Linked DNA regions of Mus musculus: region 2 is linked to region 1. A link is a contact called in ENCODE Hi-C or POLR2A ChIA-PET data. All regions are on one chromosome and are shown on one strand. Each heading gives the region's core, a stretch centred on a gene start or an enhancer-like site at or near the end of the contact. The rest is flanking DNA. Distances are from core to core; before and after follow the strand shown.

Region 1 (5,999 bases), core at 1,385-3,884:
GGGCCATTGTCTGAACACATCTGGAGTGTCAAAGAACTTCCTGGTGTGGACTGTTCATCGGAAGGACAGACAAATAAGAACAGGTGGAACAAAAATAATACCCAGGAGAATCTTAAGAACTCCAGTGTGCAGGTGTGTGTGTGTGTGTGTGTGTGTGTGTGTGTGTGTGTTTAGGGACTGCTAGGATCTGCAGGAACCTGCTTGGTTATACTAATGCACTGTTAAATCATAGGGCAAGTGTGTGTGAGATGAGAAAGACATTCTTACTTATAGCCTGGAACCAATTCTACAAACTTAAAGTCTAATCTATCTCTTCATGGACAGACCCAGGATTTAGATGTGGCACCCATGAATTTAACATATTGACAAATGGTTATTAATTATTCACTAGCTGGGTCATCAGCTGGGGTCCTGGATGGCTTTTTTTTTAACTGCTTTACAAATTAAGTTTGTCTCCCTTTACACGAATTAAGGAGGGAATTGAAGAGGGAGCGGTAATGTGGGTCTCTGACTCCCTGTTTATTCTCACCACTACTTTCTAGTGGTAGACATAAGCCAAATATTCCTTTCCAACCATTATTTAAAAAAAGGATGGTTACATGTTAGATCATCTCTTCTTTTTAAAGCCTTTGCAAGCTACAAAGCAAGCTGTAGTGACTAAAAGTTAGTGTGCATTTTAAAGTTAGTAAAGGATATTACTGGCTAATGTGCTATTTGAAAAGACTCCACAAGTCAATCGTTGATGTCCATGGGTCTGATGTCTTAAAGAACAAGTTGACATCGGAATTGTACTTTAGAAAATGAGGACTGTGGTAAGTATGAGTGGGTAGTATATGGCTTTTGTCTGTATGCTCACTGGCACTTCTCTGATGAACTAAGTATTTACTATCAGCCCATTCTCCATCTGAATCTACTGGCCAGCAACCTCCAAAGGAGAGCAACCCCTTCTCCAGAGGTCCCTGGCAGAGTCAAAGGGATCGCTCCTCTCCCAGTCTATGCAATGCATTTCCCTCTGCGACTTTATGGCAGGCTGACCTCCAGCCTCTGGGTCAGTGAGTCTGGTGTTTCTGTACTACATAAAAAGGGCAAGTGGATTCATTATTATTATATTATTATACAATGTGAAATATATACTAGCAATTATGCTGTCAGGAGCCACAGTCTTTGACCACAGATCAGAGGTTGGGGTGACATAACTCTACCTAGTGAAAGTCTTTAGGGAGTCCATGGGAAGATGTTTCAACCCCATCTGTAGCAGTGGATCTATAGGTGAAAGCCCCCTCCCCGTCCCACAGGAACATTGCAGGTGAATGTGGAGTTGCTGGCAGGACCTGGATAAAGAGCACATCTGGAATGTGATGCAGACGTCTCTGAGCCTTTGGATCTAATGATACTTCTCATTTTTGCCGGAATCCGAGGCAGGGGAGGAATGACCCAGAGGCTTGGAATGGAGCAAAGGGTAACCTCCCTCTGCTGGGGTTAGATCCTTTTCTGGGAACCTGACTGTCTGGATTCCCTCTTAGCTTTTCCTTAACTTTCAGTGACTTTGTTTAGGCTTCAGCCAGGCTCCTTTCCTGGTGTGAGAGTCACAGGATTCATTGTCACCTGCCTGTGGCCTGAAACCGCTTCTCAAGGGGGGCAGAAGGGATTCTCTGGTCCTCTGTGTAGGAGCTGAGCCAGTCTGCATCCTGAGTGGCTGAGCCTATACTTGGCACTCAGTAGGAAAGTCATCTTTGTTGACTAAATGGAGACATGCATGGTTGCACTGGCTTGATTTGGCTTTTCATTGTAGAAGTGACTTGGGTGAGGAGCCTGTTTGGTGTATGGAACAGATTGGACCACCCCAGCAAGCCCAAGCTGAAACAGTACTCCCCTCACCTTACGGTGCCCAGCCTCCGGGACACACTGGCTGGCTAAGCAGTTTTAAGAATGAAACAGCAGTGGCTTCCAAGCACTTGCCTGACATTTGCCAAGGGATAGCTTCTGATAAGGCTCTTTCCCTTGTTATCTTGCCCCTGAACCACCCCATCAACCCTCGGATGAACCAAGCGTCAGAGGAAGCCTACAGCAGGGGGAAAAAAAAAAGCTCTTGAGACCAGGGATAACTAACCACCTGAGCACCTTTGCTGGGGCCAAGGTAATGAGAATTATTCAAATGCAATCATAAAAATGAGGCCAGCCGGGCAGGAATGGGGTGGGGGTGTGATGGAGAGAACGTTTCTTGCCAGTTTGAAGATTCCTATTTTCTTGGGGTTCTCTTGAGGTACACAGAAAATTTCACCTCCTCTCAATCTCTTCAGCACCTGGTGTCTTGGAACTCGTCACCAGTTGATCGCTAAGGAGGACACCGGGTAGGGGTGCGCCTGCATTTCTGGGGTTCACTGCATCACCTCTGTCAGGCAACCCCCAGGTCTGGGCGCCTGCTGCCTCTCTCCAGCAGCAAGCAGGCCAGAGCCTGATGTCTGAGCCGAGCCTCCAGTAGAGGGAGACACTCTAGCAGCTCCTCGCCTGGGAAGCGGCCGGGTCCAGGAGTGGGTGGGGGCTATGGGGGGGGGGGAGAAAGGGGGAGTGGGGAGAGGGGAGGTGTGCGCGCGCGGGGAGGGGGGGGGAGGGAGTCCGGGGGGCGGGTCCCTGTGCCGCTGACGTCCCGAGCAGTGCTGGGAAGTATAGGCTGTGTTGTCACGCCGGTGTCAGTCTGATGAAGATTGGCATCAGGTAAGCTGTCATTCATTTCCATGTCAGAGACGCTTTTGCAGGCGGCGGCGGCGGCGGCGGCTGCTGCTGCGGGCGGCTGCCTCAGAGCGCGTGTGTTTTATTCCAGTCCCCAAGCCAGAGTATTATTCATTGCGACAGGGCAAGGAGGAGAGAGGGAGAGAGGGAGGCAGCAGGGAGGAGAGAGAGGGAGGCAGCAGGGAGGAGGGAGGCAGGGAGCAGAGAGGGACGGCGGGAGCGTGCAGAGAGAAGCTGGGGAAGCGCCGGGAGAGCGCGGAGCGAAGCCGCGCGAGGGGAGGCGAGGCTGGGCGAGGAGGCGGCGAGAAGCGCGCGGCCCACCCGCTCCCGGACCCGGCCGGTGCGCAGCTCCGTGCCCGCCTCGCTGCCGCCGCCTCGCCCCGCTCCCCTCTGGCCCAGGGCCGGGCGTGCATTGTTTGCGGTCGCAAGCAGCTGGGCAGCGGACTCAGAGCGCAGCGGCCCTAGAGCCTGTAGCGGGCGGGCTGGAAGCCGTGCACCCGGAGCTTCCCGGGACTCGAGCCCAGGGACGAGCGCGTCGGCCGGAGTCCCTGCGCAGGCGGCTCCTGGCTAGGCGCTCGGTGGGGGCGAGGCTGGGAACTGCGGGCGGGCTTCGGTTCTCCTTTCCCGGGCTCCAGGAGCCCTGTGGCTGGAGCTTCCTAGGTGTCACCAGCCCCGAGCTGCCTTCGAGTGGTTGGAAGCGGGAGCAGCCCTAGCCTGCGGCCGGGTGGCTGGAGTCAAGCAGTGGCGGCCGCGTCCTGCCCGGCCCGGGGAGGCAGGGAGAGTAGAGGTTTACCGGAGGATCAGTGGGGACAGGGGAACATGTGTGTGTGTGTGTGTATGTATGTGTGTGTGTATGGGGGGGGGGGAGGTGTTAGTCAGAGAAACCAGAACCCGAGGGGCGACGCTCAGGGACTCTAACTAGGAGTAGGAGGAGAATTTGTAGGGTCACTGGCTCTCTACGTATTGTTGGGTCTTTTGGGCGGGGAGGGGAGGATTAGGGGTCCTTGGCGAAGAGCTAGAAGATAAATTCGTAAAAGGGGGGGAGGTGGGCACGGAAAGCGTCCCGAGAAGAAAGCCGATGGGGATGGGGCAGGGTCCTGAATGTGCCGCGCGAAGTTTCTGTTTCTTTCGGGTTAGGCTGGCTTCCAAAGCCAAGGAAGAAACGAGCGCAGTGGGCCGCGCTGTCTGGAGAGTCCTTCACAGGGCAGCCAGGGTTCCCGCGCGGTCGGAAGACGCGGGTTGGGAGTGGGAGGGGGATGCGGATCAGCCCCTTAAAGGAGGGCTGGGTTTTGGAGCAGGCTAGAGTTTGGGTTGCAGGAATCAAGCTGTTTTCAGAATAGGGACAGATGGGCCGCTGTGTAGTTTACATGCCGGCAAAGACAGAGGGCTGGAGTTAGGCGCCGGGGCCCCGATTACCTCCGAGGCTTGACTCCGGAGCCGGTGACGTTGTTTTAGAACTGACACTCGGGATCAGGATATTGAAATGTAGGAAGAATTGCGCGTCCAGGTTCTTACAGCGTGTGGGAGGAAAAGCTTTTATGTAGGCAAGAAAAGTAGTTGATTCCAGCCGTGGTGAGCGAGCCCCGAACGTCTGCTGCTTCTCCCCCTAAAGCGAATCTTGCGGATGAGAGGATCTGGGTGCACAGGGCTGAAACCTAGGAGAAAGACTCTGGAAGGTACACAAAAATAGTGATTCAGTACGAAGTGACCGGGTAGCATCATCCGGGTCCGAGTGGAGCCAAGGAGCTGGCCCTGCAGAGTCAGCAGGCTCTGGGAGTCACTTGCGGTCTGTGGCCTCAGCGTGGCGGGGTGGTTGCTGGTGGCCCGCCGGGACAGTGGTAGGCGACGCAGGCAAGGGGGCCACTAGTAGAGAGGTGCTACTGGGGCTTAAGGAATCGTGGCTGCCGCCAAAGGAAAGACATTCCCGAACTCCGGAGTCCTCATCGGATCTGCCGCCTGTTTATCTGCAAGCGATGCTTGCTTCGTCCAGGGCAATGTCGAAGAGCGCACAGGCCGGCCCATACCGGCAAGGTTCTATCCTAGAGGGAGGAGGAAGTTCGGGGTTTCCTTACCCTCACATATGTTATCTTGGGACTTCTCCAGGCTGTTGGCTTTCTGGAATTCAAATGCTCTTCAACTGGTAGAATCCAAGATAACAAGCTTAAACGGATTTAAACATCCGCCCCCCCACACACCCCCCTCCCAAATCTCAGAAATGATGGTGTTCAAAAGCAACATGGTTTTATCCCAAACTCTAGCCCCTTTGCCCTCCCACTCTGCCTTCTGACCTTCCCGTGGCCCCTGGACCTTGATGCAAATGCACGCATGTGTGTATGCCTGTAGGTAGGTGTGGGGTGTCTCTTATTTAGGGGCTCGTATCTCATACTCAAACTACTTCCTCAAGGCTCGGGCCTAGCTCACCAGTGGGTGGAGTGGAGGGGTCCTAAAGAAGGAAAGAGCAGATTGGGGAGAAGGAGGGTTGAAGATGTTACATTCTGGACATTTAGATAAAGAGTAAGGTTGAGGGATGGATGTAAGTGTGTGTGTGTGTGTGTGTGTGTGTGTGTGTGTGTGTGTGTTGGGAGTTGATTTTCTCTGTGCATGATTTCTCTGTGCACCGTGAATTGAGAAAGCCAGCCAGTCCTTTGGGGCACTGAAGCCGCAGGACCCAAGAATGGCCACCGCGGCCGGGGGCGCGGCGACCGCTACCAGGAGCTGTTGTTTTCCAGACTTGGAATTCCTGAGCGCTCTTCTCCAGCCCTGAGCTGAGCGGGGGAGGGAGCCGTGACCCCACGGAGACTCCCCGGTCACCGCCTCCCTTTTGTGAGATCGAAAGGCATGAAAGCCTAGAGAAAGAGGATCTGCAGGGAATGAGGGCCAGGGGGTTACTCGAGGGAGATGGGCCTAGCAACAACCACAGTAAAATGCTTAGCGCAAATCGCAGCGAAGTGTACCCAACTCGAGACTGGCTGTTTTATGACCCTTTCTAGGAGTTTACTGCTCTGTGCTTTTAAGTCTATAGATTGCTTTAAGTTAATGAAAGTGCGGCTTTCAAAGGGGCCTTTTTATTGTGCGGCAGCGACAAATCTAGTACCTCCCCTTTACTCTTCCAAAATGGGCCCATTTAGAAGGAGGGAGCTTGCTGGGATTCCCACATGAACAGAGCTGGGGGGTGGGGGTGGGGGGAAGAACACCACTTGAAAATGGGGATTAATAAAAGACAGCGTTCCGCGTAATTCAGAAAGATAAGTTAACTTCTCCCTCATCCA
Region 2 (5,999 bases), core at 1,572-4,071, 61 kb before region 1:
GTGAAACTTACTTTTAAAATTGTTTTCAATGTTTATTTTTATTGTGTGTGCATTGGTCTTTTGCCTGCATATATGTCTGTGTGAGGGTGCCAGATCCCCTGAGACTGGAGTTACAGAGAGTTGTAAGCTGCCATGTGGGTGCTGAGAATTGTATCTCGGTCCTCGGATAGTGTTCTTAACTTCTGGGCCATATCCCCAGGCTGAGACATATGAGACTTCTTCATTTTTATATCTAATAGCTAGGTTTAGTGGTTTCAGGCCTATACCACTCCCTGAGTGGCTGACGCAGAATTTCAAGTTCAAGGCCCAGCTGGGCAATTTGGTAAGACTGTTTAAAAATAAAGTTACCAAAAATAAATAAACAGACAAACGTGAGGGAGGGTCAGAGTTACCCAGTGGCAGAGCTCTTGTTTAGAACCAATCTCCCCCACATCAGAGTGTACCTTACAGGATTTGGGAGCAGAGAGCAGAGAGCAGAGGCAGGTGATGAGTTAGGAGACTACCACAGTTCTCCAGATAAGAACACTTGTCCTAGCTATGGAAATGGAAAGGGGTCAAAAGACATATCAGAAACAACTAGCCTGACTGGCTGAGCTGATGGGCTTCCTTGAAAGAAATGTCTACTTAGGATTAGTTGTGCTGTTTTGGATATCATACAACAACCTGGAAGACATGAACAAACTCTTATCACCTAGAAATCAGGATAAATGACAGCGGGGGCTGGGAACATCAGAAGCATTGATCTTCCATCCCCACGGATGCTGACAGGCTCAGGTGACATCAAGTTACACCTACGGGATGACTCTTAAGTGATAGAACACACAGCTCCAAGCCCTTCATAACCAAACCATTCTTTTGGGGTTCTTTTAGATTTTTTTTTAATTGGTGTGTGTGTGTGTGTGTGTGTGTGTGTGTGTGTGTGTGTCTGTGTGTGTGCCTGTGTGTGTGTGCCTGTGTGATGTTTATGCAGGTGCTTGTGGAGGCCAGAAGAGGACATTAGATTCTGAAACTGAAGTTACAGGGAGCTTTAAGCCTGGACTGAGCCATCTCTCCAGCCCCAGTGACCTTCTGATTCCCCTGCATCTACCTTCCCTTCGATTACAGTGGACCACTCCCTGTTTATGACACTAGGGGTAGAACTCAGGGTCTCACGCATGCTAGGTGTGACTGTGCCATCTGAGCTACAACCCCAAGTCTTGGGAATAGCTAAATTATTTGTTAGTGAGATTTGATTAAAACAAACAAACAAAAATGTCCATTTACTTAAGACACAGAATACCATCCAAGTATTCTCTGAGAGTTGATGCTTAAGCCGACACAATTTTAAGAGTCAATTCGTTAGAAACAAGTAACCTAGAGTAGGAAAAAAACAATTTGTATAAATTTAAACACATTGTGTAGCAGTTGACAAAAGCAAGACAAGGTCAGGTGCTTTGTTGTTTGTTTTTCTCCCTGTGATGGAGACTGTGAGGTTCCTTATAAAGTTCTCCGGACCCTTTTGAATCTATATGTCTTGAATTCTTCCTCCACCTAAGGTTGGTTTGACAGCCCCTTTCACCCAATTTCCAGGGGAAAACAAACAAACAAAGAAACAAACATCCTGCACCCTGGGTTCATTGGATGAAAATCCTGCCCACCACCAGGCTGAGGATCTTTGGTTGTTTTTGGTTTTTGAGACAGGGTTTCTTTGTGTACCCTTGGCTGTCCTGGAACTAGATCAGGTTGGCCTCAAACTCAGAGAACTCTCAGCCTCTGTGATTAAAGGCATGGGCCACCTCTGCAAGACAAGCTGAGAATCTTAAGGGAGAAAACTAATACCTGTCTCAGAGGACAGTTTGCTGTCTGGGGCAGATGGAAATTACAGATAAGGCAGTGTGGTGTAAGGCTGCTGGTGGATGATACCTTGCCCGTACCCCAAATTTCAGGACCAAGTCCTTGAACGCAATAGAAATGGTAGGTTACTGGACAGGATTGCCTTTCTGGAGATATCTTTTTTTCCCGGGTAAAGCTTTGTACACTTGGCTAGCCTCGAACTCACAAAGATTTGACTGCCTGTGCCTCCAGCCTGCTGGGACTAAAGATTAACGCCACTACTACGCCCAGCTCTCTTTTTAACTTTTTTTTTTTTTAATTGCTTATTCCAAACCTTCAAAAATAGTTAGAATGGCCTGATGTGGTAGTACACATCTGTCATCCTAGCATTCAAAAGGCTGGGTGGGGCAAGAGGACCGACCATAAGTTTGAGGCCTGCCGGGGATATTGAGCAAGGCCTATCCCCAAAATCAACAAACTGGAGGAGTGAGAGCCTACACTTTTTTTTTTTTTCCTACTTTAGAAACTTCAGCCTCGTTTGGGTTTTAAAACATTAGGCTAATGCCTCCTAATCTTTGTTGGTTAATCACATGCACCTCTGGGCAAAATCAAATGTCACGACCCCTAAAGACCAGGTGACACCTGACTGACAGAAAGAGGGTGCTTCAGCGTCCTGCCCTTTTTACTGGGCAGGCAGCGATTCAGTCTGCAGGGTTCACCACACATCAGCTCCCAGCACCGCAGCTGGGAACACTGGGGACTGAGCAGTAATCCCAGGCCTGCGGCCAGGATGACCTTCGGTGGCCCGCGCGCCTCCCGCCCTCACCTTCCAGGCGTCTGGGGCCAGCCTCCGGTCCTCACCCGGCTCTCAGGTTCCTCACCAGGACTCACCCCTCGCTCTCTGTCCCCTTCATCCAGGCTTTGGTCTACTTTGGACGAATCACAAGTAGGGGCTCATTTAAGAAATTTAAGATGGACCAATCAAAGCCGCCCTTTCAGCACTTAAGGGCGTCCTCAATAGCTGACGTTGGCTGTGGCTCCAGGCAACGCAAAGCGTGGTGGGTGGGTGGTGTGTACGTCAGTCTCCTTTACGTCCTCCCATTGGTCTATATGTACTGTCCTCAGTTTCAATTGGATAGCAATGCTTGTCAATCACACCTTGGTAAGGATTAAACCCTTGGACAACAACGGGAAGACCGTTTAATAGCTTCTTGCTTTCGCGATTGAGATTGCTCCGACCGATCACAGAGAGCTGTTCCGCGGTCTAGACACCAATTCCTGCCCCGCTATCTATCTGATGACCAGTCCGCAGGAGCCTGGGATTGTGGGGACAATCAAATCGGCTTGGCATTTCAGGATCCCTAGAATCCCTCCTGAATTGAATGCAGATCACTAGTTAAAATAACAACACATTCTCCTTACTGGGCCTTATTTTATTGGTAGTTTTTCTTCCTTTAGGTTTTGACATGTACCGACAAGGCAAGGATCAATGAAACCAAGAGACAGACTTGGGAAGAGGCCCGAGGTCACATAAACCCTTTTCCCTTCTTGCCACCCTATACTGGCAGCTGGTCCACATGTGTGGAAGAGTGTTCTTCCCTAACTGCTACCCAGAATGTGTCAAGATTTTGTATGCAGGCTATAGGGTGTCTGATCAAAAGATCAGGCCAGTGAATGGAAACCGGTCAAAGTTTGCATCCTTCGTCGTGCAAGCGTGAAGGGAAAACAAAAGCAATATAAGATTTGTGAACTGCGGTCCTGGAAGCTGTGTCCTTAGACAAAATTGGGCCTGGATGTATTCTATCTGCCTGCTCGACTGCCTGCCTGTCTCTGTGTCTGTCTCTCCCTCTCTCCCTCTCTCCCTCTACTTCTTTCTCTCGTCCCGTCCCTTCTCTCCAGATTCTCACTATGTAACCCTGGCTGTCCTGGAACTCATTATGTCAACCAGGCTGGCCTCGAACTCACAGATGTGTCTGCCTCTGCCTTCCTAGTACTGGTATTGAAGGCATGAGTCACTAGCCTGGCTTTCAGTGCACTCTTTTTCTGAATTATGAATGAAGTGGAGGCTGATTCAGTTTTCTTGACTGTAGAGACCTATAGGTCCTTACCTCTTTAACGACTGAACGTTAGCTGCCTTATTGAGGAGCTATGCTATTGTTACTGTAACTATGTACTATTAGAAACTGAGAGGATACACAAGAAATAAAATGTTACTCTTGTCTTAATGAGTTTTACATAGTTTTGTAATGGCAGGTCAAGGACACAAGGTGTAGATCTAATTTATAGTTAGTTACTCCAGAGGATAGCACACATGAGAACACTTGGATGTTTAAACTTTTATTTCCTGTGTATGCATGTTCTGCCTACATGCTGCATGTGTACCACCTGCATGCACATATCCCTAAAGGTAAGAAGAGGTTGTGCCAGTTTCCATCCCTTTCCAGCAGTCTGTCTAACTATGAACCCATCTAAGGTAATTAACTCACTGATGAGGCCTCAGGATGCAGTCACTCTTAAGCTCATCAGAGCCAGCCTTTGACATCCAAGCCATAACAAACTTTGTTAGACAGTTTTTTTTTCTCTCCCAAGCAAACAAAAGCAAAAGCAACTCGGAGTAATGTTTAGTTGTCTTTCTCAAATGTGTAAAATCATTTGTTCTTGATAGAGGCGGGGGGGGGGGGGCAAAATAAGCCATTAGGTGTTTTAAGTTAATACAAACTATGATCTCATGGGGACATTTGAAGTTTGCCTGTATGTTTTTTAGTTATCAAAGTGTTCTCTGGTCAGGTGTGGGGAACACCCGTGTTCCTCAAATTTAGGAAGTTGATGCAGGAGGATCACCATAAATTCAAGGCTGGCTTAGGTTATGCTATATGGCATTTTCAACCTATGAGTTGTGATTCCTTTCAGGGTCGAACAGCCCTTTCACAGGGGTCACCTAAGACCATGGGAAAACACAGATATTTACATTATGATTCATATCAGCAAAATTGCAGTTATGAAGTACCAACAAAAAATAATTTCATGGTTGGGGGTCACCATAGCATGAGCAATTGTATTAAAGAGTCACAGCATTAGGAAGGCTGAGAACCACTGAATCTTCTCTCAAAAGGAAACAAAGCTGGGCATGATGACACCTTTAAGTTCAGAACTCAGGAGGCAAAGGCAGAGACAGATGCAAGTAGACCTCTTGAGTTCCAGGCAGCCTGGTCTACAGAGCAAGTTGCAGGACACCCAGGACTACACAGAGAAAAAAAAAATCCTGTCTCAAAACAACAATTCCACCCCCAACACACACAAAACCCAAACCTTTTCTGCGTGAGAGCCATGATTTTTTTGTGTGTATGTCTTCTCAAAAGAAAAACACTTTGTTATGTGAAACTCAAATTCCTATGGCCATAACTGACATTTGACTGCCAAATAGGCGTGCTCGTTTGTTTTTTATGTTGGTTGTGCCTAGTTTCTCCACAACAATGAAAGTTGAGCATTATCAGAGACTACAGGGTTCAAAGTCTAAAATAGTTCTGGGGGTTTTAAGAAAAAGTTGATCTTCTTACCTTAGGTGTCTGCAGTAAAGTCTGCAGTGTTACACATCTGTAGGGTAAACACTAGGGAAACTGAGGCAGGAGGATCTCAAGTGTGAGAGCAGCCCAGGTTACACAGCAAGTGAGAGGCCAGTTGGGACTTTACATTGAGACCCTAACTCAATAAATCAACAAAACATTGATGTTTACAATGAATCAGCTGTAAGTGGTTATTGGAACTAAACCACCCTTCCTTAGATGCCAGGCAGTATTATTTTATCTCAGATTGGTGGAGATTGTTACCTCTAATCTAAAATTATAAACTTAGTGGACAGAGAAAGTTCTAGAAGCCTGTTCCATCAGGACAACATTTCTCCCATCTATTTCCTTTCTCAGGAAGTGTTTACCTTCCTTGGGCTGAAGCTGGTGTTCTGTAAGCTGGCTGCACAGGACGGTCACCAAAGCTTTCATAATTTTTTTTTTAATCCCAGGCCTCATTTACACTAACACTGGGCATCATATATCAATCTGTCAGGTACTTTTTTTTTCATTCCACCCCCTGCCCCCCTCCCTTTTCAAAAAGTATGTGGCCACTGTGTTAACCGTTCCAAGACTGGGACAAGAGAGTAAGATAACTCCAGACAAGGAGAGATTATCTCGGCT

Evidence for each region. A loop is a pair of places that touch in the nucleus more often than their neighbours do. ChIA-PET counts read pairs that join two places held with the same protein, here RNA polymerase II (POLR2A).
Region 2: a loop to region 1 is called in a map of left cerebral cortex, with 2.2 times the contacts of the local background. The contact joins the promoter of Tmem218 here to the promoter of Pknox2 in region 1. A Hi-C loop is called at or near these places in 1 of 37 maps with a recorded cell type or tissue (left cerebral cortex). POLR2A ChIA-PET finds 5 or more read pairs at or near these places in 4 of 5 experiments (Patski and embryonic stem cell).

The regions. Positions count from the first base shown.
Region 1 is chr9:37,143,957-37,149,955 of GRCm38, reverse strand. Pknox2 (Pbx/knotted 1 homeobox 2) reads left to right here and starts at 2,634. Exons shown (of 13, transcript NM_001029838.2): 1 at 2,634-2,715.
Region 2 is chr9:37,205,045-37,211,043 of GRCm38, reverse strand. Tmem218 (transmembrane protein 218) reads right to left here and starts at 2,821. Exons shown (of 4, transcript NM_025464.3): 1 at 2,639-2,821.